Regions from separate parts of the Homo sapiens genome. Here region 1 is linked to region 2. Evidence: chromatin loops called from intact Hi-C (ENCODE). Cell type or tissue: left ventricle myocardium inferior. All regions are shown on one strand. Each heading gives the region's core, and the rest is flanking DNA. Links, peaks and the distances in the headings are about the cores only. Region 1 has its middle 55 kb from the start of CLDN18. Region 2 has its middle 51 kb from the start of IL20RB-AS1.

Region 1 (5,382 bases), core at 179-5,178, 920 kb before region 2:
CAACGAATATACGAAGGTAGGCAATAATCCTTAATGTCTGCTAAAGCCTCCTGATTTGATGCCTTGGGAAGTACACGCTACCACCTATGAAATATTCTAGCCAAAAATTTAAAACTTTATTGAATCAGATTTCAGCATCTAAATAACAGTGTATAGGAAGCACTGGAAACCAAGGAACATGTTAAATGACCCCATGGGGATGGAACCAGTAAAATCCAGACCGTGGGAAATTCCACATGAGGAACAGCAGGCTTTTTCAACAAATAATTAGCAAGGAGAAAAAAAACAAAAACAAAAGGGAGTAAAATCTATAGATTGAAGGATACGTAAAAGACATACAAGCCAAATACAATAACCAGAGCTTGTTTGGAATCCTGATTCAAACAAACTGTATAAAAATTATAAAGGAATTATTTTTAGTTGTTTTAGTTGCAATGATAGAATTGCTGTTTGGTTAAAAAAGAGAGATGCATATCTTTTAGAGATATATACTAAAGTATTTATAGATGAAATGTATGATATATTTTGCTTCGAAATATTCCAGGATGATCAAATGCTGATAATGGTTGAAGCTGGATGATAGGTACATAAAGGCTCATCAGACTCCCTTCTCTACTTTTGTGTATATTTGAATTTTCCTGTAATTAAAAAAATACATCTAAGGTTTTAAATTAACCTCTCAGTAGTAATTCAGCTGTATCCTACTAGTTTTCCAGGTAGTACTTTTATTGTTGTTTAGTTCTAAACAGTTTTTTCATTTCCGTCTTGAATTTCCTCTTTAAACAATAAATTTAGTGATGCATTTGTATATATGCGCACTTTACATATTTTAATATTATATATTTTAAATGTTATCAACTGATTGTTCATTTCTGATTTAATTGTATTATATCAAAAATTATCTTCATTGCATTGATTTTATTTTATTAAAATCATTATTTATTTATTTAATATAAATAAATTATAATATAAATACAATATAAATTATAATACAAATTATATAATATCAATTATATAATATATAATTATATATTATATTATATAATTATATAATATATAATATATAATTATATATTATATTATATAATATAATATATAATTATATATAATATATTATATATAAATACAATATAAATTATAAATAATCATTTATTTAAATCAATTCATTGCATTGATTTTGAAATTACTTGAGACTTCCTTTGTTATCTAATATAAGGTCAATGCCAAGTTAAAAAAAATTTTTAAAGGAAATGTTGCATTTAAATCTGTGAAAAAATATGTATTATTTATTTTGTGGGTTCAAAATCCTTCTTTATATTGATTAGATCAACTTGCTAATTTTGTTTTTCTTTATTCTTATAATATTTTAATTTGCTCGATCTATTGTTTTTGATAGAGCTGTGTTAACATTTCCAGGTGTGATTGTAGATTCTTTAACTTTGTTTGCAATTTCATAACTTTTTATGCTTATTGAGCCTATGTAGTTGGTTTTCATTTTATTTCTTAAGTCTGTTCTGGTTATCTAGGTAGCATATCTGTGTGGCATAACACAACCACCACTTTTGTTACGCTCATGGATTCTGAGTCAAGAATTTGAGCAGAGAACAGCAGAAATGGTTTCTTTCTGCTCCACCGTGTGTGGGGCTTCAGTTGGGAAGATGCAAATTGCTAGAGGTGTTCTTAGTGGGTGGACACTGGAACCATCTGGAGACTTCTTCACTTGCATGTCTTGCATGTCTAGGACCTTACCTGGAGAGATTCAAAGGCTGAATCTGATGTCCAGGGCACCTCCACACGCCACCCCCCTCACCAAGGTCTTGGCCTTCTCACAACGTGGCAGCTGCCTTCTGAAGGAGCACCCCAGAGGGTGTATCTGGAGGGGAAGAATTCCAAGAGACCAAGGCAGAGGTTGTAAGGTTTCTTCTGACCTTGCCCCTTGGAAGTTTCCTAGTATTACTGCTGCTGCATCTTACTGGTTTGGAAAACAAAATCTGCCTCAGAGCCCATGTCGTTGGGTGCATATTTGCAGCTCTTATTCTCTTTATGTCTCTGTTTCTCTCTTTTTTTTCCCCCTCTATATATGGATGTTGTTTGAATATGCCTTTTATTATTATGTTGTGCTCCTTTTTGTTTCTATTAGTCTTAAACATCTTGTTGAATTGAACCCTTTACCATTATGGAATGTCTTTCTTTGTCTTTTTTGATCTTTGTTGGTTTAAAGTCTGTTTTGTCAGAGACTAGGACTGCAACCTCTGCTTTTTTCTGTTTTCCATTTGCTTGCTAAATTTTCCTCCATCCCTTTATTTTGAGCCTGTGTGTATCTTTGCACATGAGATGGGTCTGTTGAATACAGCACATTGATGGGTCTTGACTCTTTATCCAGCCTACCATTCTGTGTCTTTTAATTGGGGCATTTAGCTATCCTAAATATATATGCACACAATACAGGAGCACCCAGATTCATAAAGCAAATTCTTAGAGACTTACAAAGAAACTTAGACTCCCACACAATAATAGTAGGAGACTTTAACACCCCACTGTCAATATTAGACAGATCATTGAGACAGAAAATTAACAAAGATATACAGGACATGAACTCAGCTCTGGACCAAGTGGACCTGATAGATATCTACAGAACTTTCCACAGAAAAACAACATAATATACATTCTTCTTGGTGTCACATGGCACTTAGTCTGAAATTGATCATATAATTGAAGTAAAACACTCCTCAGAAAATGCAGAAGAACTGAAATAATAACAAACAGTCTCTCAGATTACAGCACAATCAAATTAGAACTCAAAATTAAGAAACTCACTCAAAACCGCACAACCACATGGAAATTGAGCAACCTGCTCCTGAATAACTCCTGGGAAATAATAAAATTAAGGCAGAAGTCAAGAAGTTCTTTGAAACTAATGAGAACAAAGAGACAATGTATCAGAATATCTGGAATGCAGCTAAAGCAGTGTTAAGAGGGAAATTTATAGCACTAAATGCCCACATCAAAAAACTAGAAAGATCTCAAATCGACATCCTGACATCATAACTAAAAGAACTATAGAATGAAGAGCAAACAAACCCCAAAGCTAGCAGAGGACAAGAAATAACCAAGATCAGAGCAGAACTGAAGGAGATAAAGACATGAAAACCCTTCAAAAAATCAATGAATCCAGGGGCTGGTTTTTTGAAAAAAATTAATAAAATAGATAGACCAGTAGTTAGACTAATAAAGAAGAAAAGAGAAAAGAATCAAATAAACACAATTAGAAATGATAAAGGGGATATCATCACTGACCCACAGAAATACAAACAACCATCATAGAATACTATAAACACTTCTATGCAAATAATCTAGAAAATCTAGAAGAAATGAATAAATTCCTGGATGTATACACTCTCCCAAGACTGAAACAAGAAGTTGTTGAATCCCTGAATAGACCAATAATGAGTTCTGAAATTGAGGCAGTAATAAATAGCCTACCTACCAAAAAAAAGCCCAGGGCCAGATTGATTTATAGCTGAATTCTACCAGAGATACAAAGAGGAGCTGATACGATTTATTCTGAAACTATTCAAACAATTGAAAAGGAGGGACTCCTCCCTAACTCATTTTATGAGGCCAGCATCATCCTGATACCAAAACCTGGTGGAGATACAACAAAAAAAGAAAACTTCTGGCCAATATCCCTGATTAATATCAATGCAAAAATCCCCAATAAAATACTGGCAAACTGAATCGACCAGCACATCAAAAAGCTTATCCACCATGATCAAGCTGGCTTCATCCTCAGGATGCAAGATTGGTTCAACATATACACATCAATTAATATGATTCATCACAGAAACAGAACTAAAGACAAAAACCACATGATTATCTCAATAGAAGCAGTAAAGGCCTTCAATAAAATTCAACATCTGTTCAGGTTTAAAACTCTCAGTAAACTAGATATTGAAGCAACATACCTCAAAATAATAAGCCATTTATGACAAACTACAGGCAACATCATACTGAATGGGCAACAGCTGGAAGCATTCCCCTTGAAAACTGGCACAAGACAAGGATGCCCTCTCTCACCACTCCTATTCAACATAGTATTGGAAGTTCTGGCCAGGGCAATCAGGAAAGAGAAAGAAATAAAGGGTATTCAAAGAGGAAGAGAGGAAGTCAATTGTCTTTGTTTGCAGATGACACAATCCTATATCTAGAAAGCCCCATCGTCTCAGCCCCAAAGCTTCTTAAACTGATAAGCAATTTCAACAAAGTCGAATGATACAAAATCAATGTGCGAAAATCACAAGATATACACCTATATTCCTATACACCAACAACAGACAAGCATAGAACTAAATTATAAATGAACTCCCATTCATAATCGTTACAAAGAGAATAAAATACCTAGGAGTACAGGGAAGTAAAGAAACTTTTCAAGGAGAACTACAAACCACTGCGCAAGGAAATCAGATGGGATGCAAACAAATGGAAAAACATTCAATGTTCCTGGATAGGAAGAATCAATATCGTGAAAATGGCTATACTGCTTAAAGTAATGTATAGATTCAATGCTATTCCCATTAAACTACCATTGACATTCTTCACAGAATTAAAAAAAAACTATCTAAAAAATCATGTGGAATCAAAAAATGGCCTATATAGCCAAGGCAATCCTAAGCAAAAAGAATAAAGCTGGAGGCATCATACTACCTGACTTCAAACTATACTACAAGGCTACAGTAACAAAAACAGCATGATACTGGTACCAAAACAGACATATAGGCCAATGGAACAGAAGAATAGAGAGCTGAGAAATAAGATGGCATATCTACGACAATCTGATCTTTGATAAACCTGACAAAAACAAGCAATAGGGAAAGGATTCCCTATTAATTAAATGCTGCTGGGATACTTGGCTAGCCATATGCAGAAAATTGAAACTGGACCACTTCCTTACACCTTATACAAAAATTAACTCAAGATGGACTAAAGATTTAAATGTAAAACCCAAAACTATAGAAACCCTAGAAGAAAATCTAGGCAATACCATTCAGGACATAGACACAGGCACAGATCTCATAACAAAAACACCAAAAGCAATTGACCAAAGCAAAAATTGACAAATGGGATCTAATTAAACTAAAGAGCTTCTGCACAGCAAAAGAAACTATCATCAGAGTGAACAGGCAACCTATCGAAAGGGAGAAAATTTTTGCAATCTGACCATCTGACAAAGGTCTAATATCCAGAGTCTACAAGAAATTTAAACAAATTTATAAGAAAAAACCCATTAAAAAGTGGACAAATGACATAAACAGACACTTCTCAAAAGAAGATATTTATGCAGCCGACAAACATATGAAAAAATGCTCAACATCAGTGATTATT
Region 2 (5,382 bases), core at 172-5,171:
GAGTGAGTCCTCCATCAGGGCTGGCTGGGTTCTGTACCATCATGTGCCTCAAGAGGGTGCACTCTGACAGCTCCAGTTTCAAACCACATGCACTAAGGCTGAGGGAGGACTCAGGTGGGTGCTGCTCTCAGATCCCCCTGGATCTCGCACCTTGCTGTGCGCCCCTCTCCTGGCTTCACTGTGCTTTCACCCTAATGACTGGCATGTTTTCCACTTCTGGACTTCAGACCCTTCACAGGGGGTGTCAGTTAATGGGTCCTGGACAGGACTGAACGCTAGGAAAGAGTCTTGGCCATTTCCCAGAGCTTGAGCCAGACCTCCAGAATTCTCTCTGGCCCATCATTCATGTATTTCCAGCCTTCCCTAATCCCCCCGCCTTCTGCTGATCCCATCCCCCAACTGCCTGTCTGCCAATCAGTGAATCATATGTATGTTGCCTTCTACATGACAATGGGCACAAAATAGTTAAATCAGGAACCCGATGCCCCCCTCACACACCCTCTTCCTTGCCCTCAGCTGCTAGAGCCTGGAGGCACATTGAGTGGTATCACACAGACAGTGCCATCAGGCCTGCGTTTTGCCCCAGACCCAGAAAGAAGCCTCTCCTACCCTAACGTTGTTTTAAGTGCACCATTCATTATAGATTGTAGCGGCAAAGAACACGGGGCAGGGCAAGGGACCCAACATCAAGACCCCAGAAACAGGCTGAGGGCTCAGGCTCAGGAAGGAGAGGCCAGGGAATGAGAGAGGGTGAGAAAATGAGAGGAGATAGAGCCGGAGAGCCAGAGGGAGAATAAGCACAGGCCATGCAGCCCCTCCACCCTCCCATCCCTCCACACTGGCAATCAGTCTTCTACAGAGCACTCACGCCAGCAACGCCACACTCCTTCATTCAAAAACCAACACGATGGGTCGTGCGCAGTGGCTCACACCTGTAATCCCAGCACTTTGGGAGACTGAGGTGGGAGGATCACCTGAGGTCAGGAGTTTGAGACCAGCCTGGCCAGCATGGTGAAACCCCATCTCTACTAAAAATACAAAAATTAGCCAGGCATGGTGGCACATGCCTGTAATCCCAGCCACTCAGAAGCCTGAGGCAAGAGAATCACCTGAGCTTGGGAGGCAGAGGTTGCAGTGAGCTGAGATCATGCCACTGCACTCCAGCCTGGGCAACAGAGTGAGACTCTGTCTCAAAACAAAAAACAGACATGACTGCCTACTGAGCCCATAACAATCAATAAGAGTCGATATTTAGAGATTTTACTTTGAACATCTGCAAATACAAAGATAATGAGCTAATTGTCAAAAATCAAAATAACTAGATACAAAAGGAGTCCAAAATCAAATTACACTGGCTGCCTCTTAGTCCATTGGCTAAGGATAGCAAGTCACCTTAGAGTCCTTGGGGAAACCTTATTAGTTATGCAAATTAAGGCTTTTTTTTTTTTTTTTAAGAGATGGAGTCTCGCTATGTCACCCAGGCTGGAGTGCAGTAGCACGATCTGGGCTCACTGCAACCTCCACCTCCCCGGTTCAAGGGATTCTCCCGCCTCAGCCGCTCGAGTAGCTGGGACTACAGGTGTGTGCCATTACGCCCGGCTAATTTCTGTATTTTTAGTAGAGATGGGTTTTCGCCATGTTGGCCAGGCTGGTCTCAAACTCCTGACCTCAGGCAATCCTCCCGCCTTGGCCTCCCAAAGAGCTGGGATTACAGGCATGAGCCACCACACCTGGCCTATATTATTTTTACATATACACATAGTGGCAGAGGATGTTAAGGCCCCCAGGGATATAAGGCGTTTAATACCTTATTGCTGATGCCCTGGAGGAGTGTAACAGGATTTTGTGGTGCTGTGAAGGCATGCTCCTGCCTGAGGCCCCTACATCTGCAGAACCTGGAAAAGGGTTGGACAGTTTGCGGTAGGAGCTGGAGTCTTCTGGGAGCAAAGGGTCTAACATCCAGACTTGGGGCCAAGAAAGTTGTCAGGGCAGACAGGTCTGTGGGCAGGAAAGCCTAATTGAGGGTGTGGACCCAAGCTCTAACCAAATATCTGAGGTCTGGGACCTGAGGGTTTGTGAGGGAAGAACTGGACCTGGCAGGGCCCTTGGCTAGAGCCTGTGCCTGGTTCTGAGGGTAACAGCTGAGCAAGTGAGAATCAACTGAGTCAATAACTTTAATGAGAGCGTGAGAATTCTCACTGCAGAGGGCAAGCATCTATCTGTCCAGGACCAGACTTTGACAGGGATGCGCTGGCAGTGATCACAGCTTGGTGCCCAGAGGTAAATCCTCTGTCATGGCAGAACAGTGCTTTGAGGGGCGATTCTCATGACCCTGGTAGTAGAAGCTCGTCGGGACTCATGCAAGTGAGTAGAAACACTAAACCAAGAGGATAGAATTTTTATTCCAAACTGACGGTGTGTTTCAAAAAAAAAAATCTTAAAACAAAAACAAAACAACGTTCCAGTCTAAACTAGAATGAGCAGTGGGAGAGTTTGGCAGAACCTCTAGGAAGACAGGAAAGGCTATTCTGTTAACAACCCTCTCTAGGGTGTCTACCAGCACCACCCCCAACTGCCAACAGAGGACCCTCCACTGAGATCTCATTCCGGTGCCCGCCCAGTCTTCCTTTCCTCTTTGGTCAACTTTGTAAAGCCCTGGAGTGAAGAGCTCCTCCATATAAGGGGTCCAGAGTAGCAGCCCTATGGCCATCTCACCAAGGGTTGGCTCTGCCTGGGGGAGCACTGCCTTCCACTACAGGACTCGGGACAAATGCTAATCCACCCATCCACTGGCCTCCCTTGTACCTCCGGGAAAAGGACCAATCCATTGTTGCTGAGAACAGACAGAGATGCCTGGCACTCCTATGACAGTCCTTGGTTCCTGGCCGTCTCTCCCCTCACCCCTCTTTGTCCCTAGGAAGCGACATCCCTGTTGCGCCCGGCCTCGCAATCCACATAGGAATCCACATCCACAGCCTGCCGAGCAAGCATCACTCGGCCTGCATTACTCTCCATAATAATCTCATATATCAAAGCTGGGAGAGACTCCGGCTCTGCATATGAGCGACTCTGTTCGACGCTGAATATCATTATCAGAAGCCCCTCGCTCCCTCGGCTTCGTATGCAAACTCCTGAGCTCCCAGGAGTCCTTCCCGAAGAAAGTGCCCTGCACGACGGACATTTGTTATTTTGCCGGAGAGGACGCTAAGGCTCCGCTGGGACCCAACCAAATCAACCGTAGCCTGCAGTTGACCAACCAAGACCTACATTGTCACCTAGTGGCGTCTCCGGGAACTACAGCTGGCTCCGGAGGGCTCTGCCAAAGCCGCGTTCAGAGACGCCAAACAATGCCACTGACGCTGCTGTCTCCAAGTATCCGGGAAGAGGACGGAGTGGGAAACAAATTTTTGTTTTCACCAGCTCTTTGGTGATAGACAAACCAACAATTCGTGTTCAAATATATTAACTTAGCAAAGAGAAGGAGAAATTGAAATCATAGCTCTTTCATCCATCTCAGGATAAAGCCAGGTCATGAAGAAAAGGAAAAGAGGAATAGATAGCATAGATATACAAAATATATAGATGCACAAATTTTTCAAGCAGTGTAGGGTGTACATAATATAACTTTTTTATTGTTCCATTATACAGTTTTACCTTTATTTGGAATCTCCAATCCTCATAATGGCAGAAAATTAGTCATGGTCATTTCCGGGTAAATTCAGGCATTTTATATGTAAGTTTAGTTAATTAACAAGTGTTCTTTTTCTTACCCTGGCTCCTAGGCTTAGAGATCTACCTCATATCTCAGTCTCAGGGAGAGGTGTCTGCTCCCCAGACCTCCAAGTGGAAGTTTGTCGCTGACACTTCTGCACCTGAGTCCCCAAACTCTATCTGGAGAATTCGATAATACCCTCCAATACTTCTTTACATCTAATCGCCAGAGGAGGACACAGGGATATCCCTTCTTGGAGACCATGACTGCTTTTCTCATTACTTCCTCCCCATTTCACCTCTTCCCTCAACTCAGCTTTATCTAATCTGGGGTTGGGAAGAGGGGGAAAAAAACTGATTGAGCCAATATACAGTTTGCTCAGTTTTTTTTCTATCTTATATCTGGGTTGAGAACTTTTATCTTAAAACTCAAGAATTTGGCATATTCTTCACTGATTCCACTGTGACAGCTTCCATAACCAATGGATATCTTGCATCTACTTCCCCAAATGGTGGTTGGAGGAGGAATCCAGAGAAAAGGGAGTGTGGGATGGGAGGACCATAACTGGTGAAACCTCACATATTATCCCAGCTATGAGAGACAGAGGATGTGAAGGACACAAACCAAATATTAACAGAGTTCACACCCAGGGCATAAGACCAAGAGAAAGAAGGGAGAAGCTTTTGGTTTTACATCTTTCCATATTGCTTACATTGTTTTTACAATAAACATGTATTTTTTTGGAAATGGATTTAATTAGTCTAAAGATTAGAGGTTAAGGATGGATGCAATGGCTCACATCTGTAATCCCAGCACTTTGGAAGGCTAAGGTGGAAGGATTGCTTGAGCCCAGGAGTTTGAGACCAGCCTGGGCAATATAGTGAGATCCCACCTCTACAATAAATTTAAAAATTAGACAGGCATGGTGGCGCGCACCTGTAGTCCCAGCTACCTGGAGGCTGAGCTGGGAGGTCAAGGCTGAAGAGGGCCGTGATTGTGCCACTATACTTCAGCCTGCAGCCTGACATATCAAGACCCTGTCTCAAGAAAAAAAAAATATTAGAGGTTGGGAGATTAACAACACCTTATTTCCCCTCCTCTTCTTGCAATCATAGCCTGTGAAAGCTGTGCCACAGAACAGCAAGTAGAGTATGTCCCAGGAGATGAGGCACTGCTGTCTCCACACTCGTCACCCTGTCCCCATCATTGCCTCTTCTAGAAGACTGGAGTCAGCAGGGCCCCAGTCATGGAGCCAGGTTCCAGTGCTTGGGAAATCCTGAAATAAGTGCCTGCCGTGTGCTGTGCCATGTGTCTGAGCCCTAAATAACAAGTGTCTTGTGATCATCTGAAGCTGCCTGAGGACCAGAAGCAGCAGAAAGTCTTTTCTTTCTTTCTTTCTTTCTTTCTTTCTTTTTTTTTAATTTAATGGAAGAAAAGTCCAGCTTAATAACTTTAATGGAGAAAGAAGGAAGCAGTAGAAATTTGTGGAGACTCCAATCACATGTCCTCCACTCTGCTACCCTGGGCCCAAAATAAGGGAGGAGACACTCAGAGCCAGGTGTTTCCCTTGATGGGAATGTGATCAGGTGTGACATGGGCTCACAGCCTCACTGAGGCTGGATCTTTTTTTTCTGTTCCCTCTGAGTCATGGTAGTGTTCAGAAGGAATTA

Evidence for each region. Peaks named below come from ENCODE experiments on the same cell type or tissue, not always from the same donor. Only the 100,000 strongest peaks of a DNase experiment are listed, where the experiment ranks them.
Region 1: a loop joins it to region 2, with 4 times the contacts of the local background. A loop is called at or near these places in 43 of 110 quality-filtered maps.

Annotation. Positions count from the first base shown.
Region 1 is chr3:137,952,476-137,957,857 of GRCh38, reverse strand. No RefSeq gene overlaps it. Among named protein-coding and RNA genes, the nearest start is that of CLDN18, 55 kb to the left of the region's middle. In left ventricle myocardium inferior, for the core only: no CTCF peak of the experiment used is centred there; no DNase peak of the experiment used is centred there; H3K27me3 peaks cover 674 bases.
Region 2 is chr3:137,030,508-137,035,889 of GRCh38, reverse strand. No RefSeq gene overlaps it. Among named protein-coding and RNA genes, the nearest start is that of IL20RB-AS1, 51 kb to the right of the region's middle. RefSeq lists enhancers at 3,092-3,161, 2,644-3,510. In left ventricle myocardium inferior, for the core only: CTCF peaks have their summits at 3,077 and 3,285 (motif pointing left); a DNase peak (open chromatin) is centred at 3,279; H3K4me3 peaks cover 976 bases; H3K27me3 peaks cover 1,680 bases.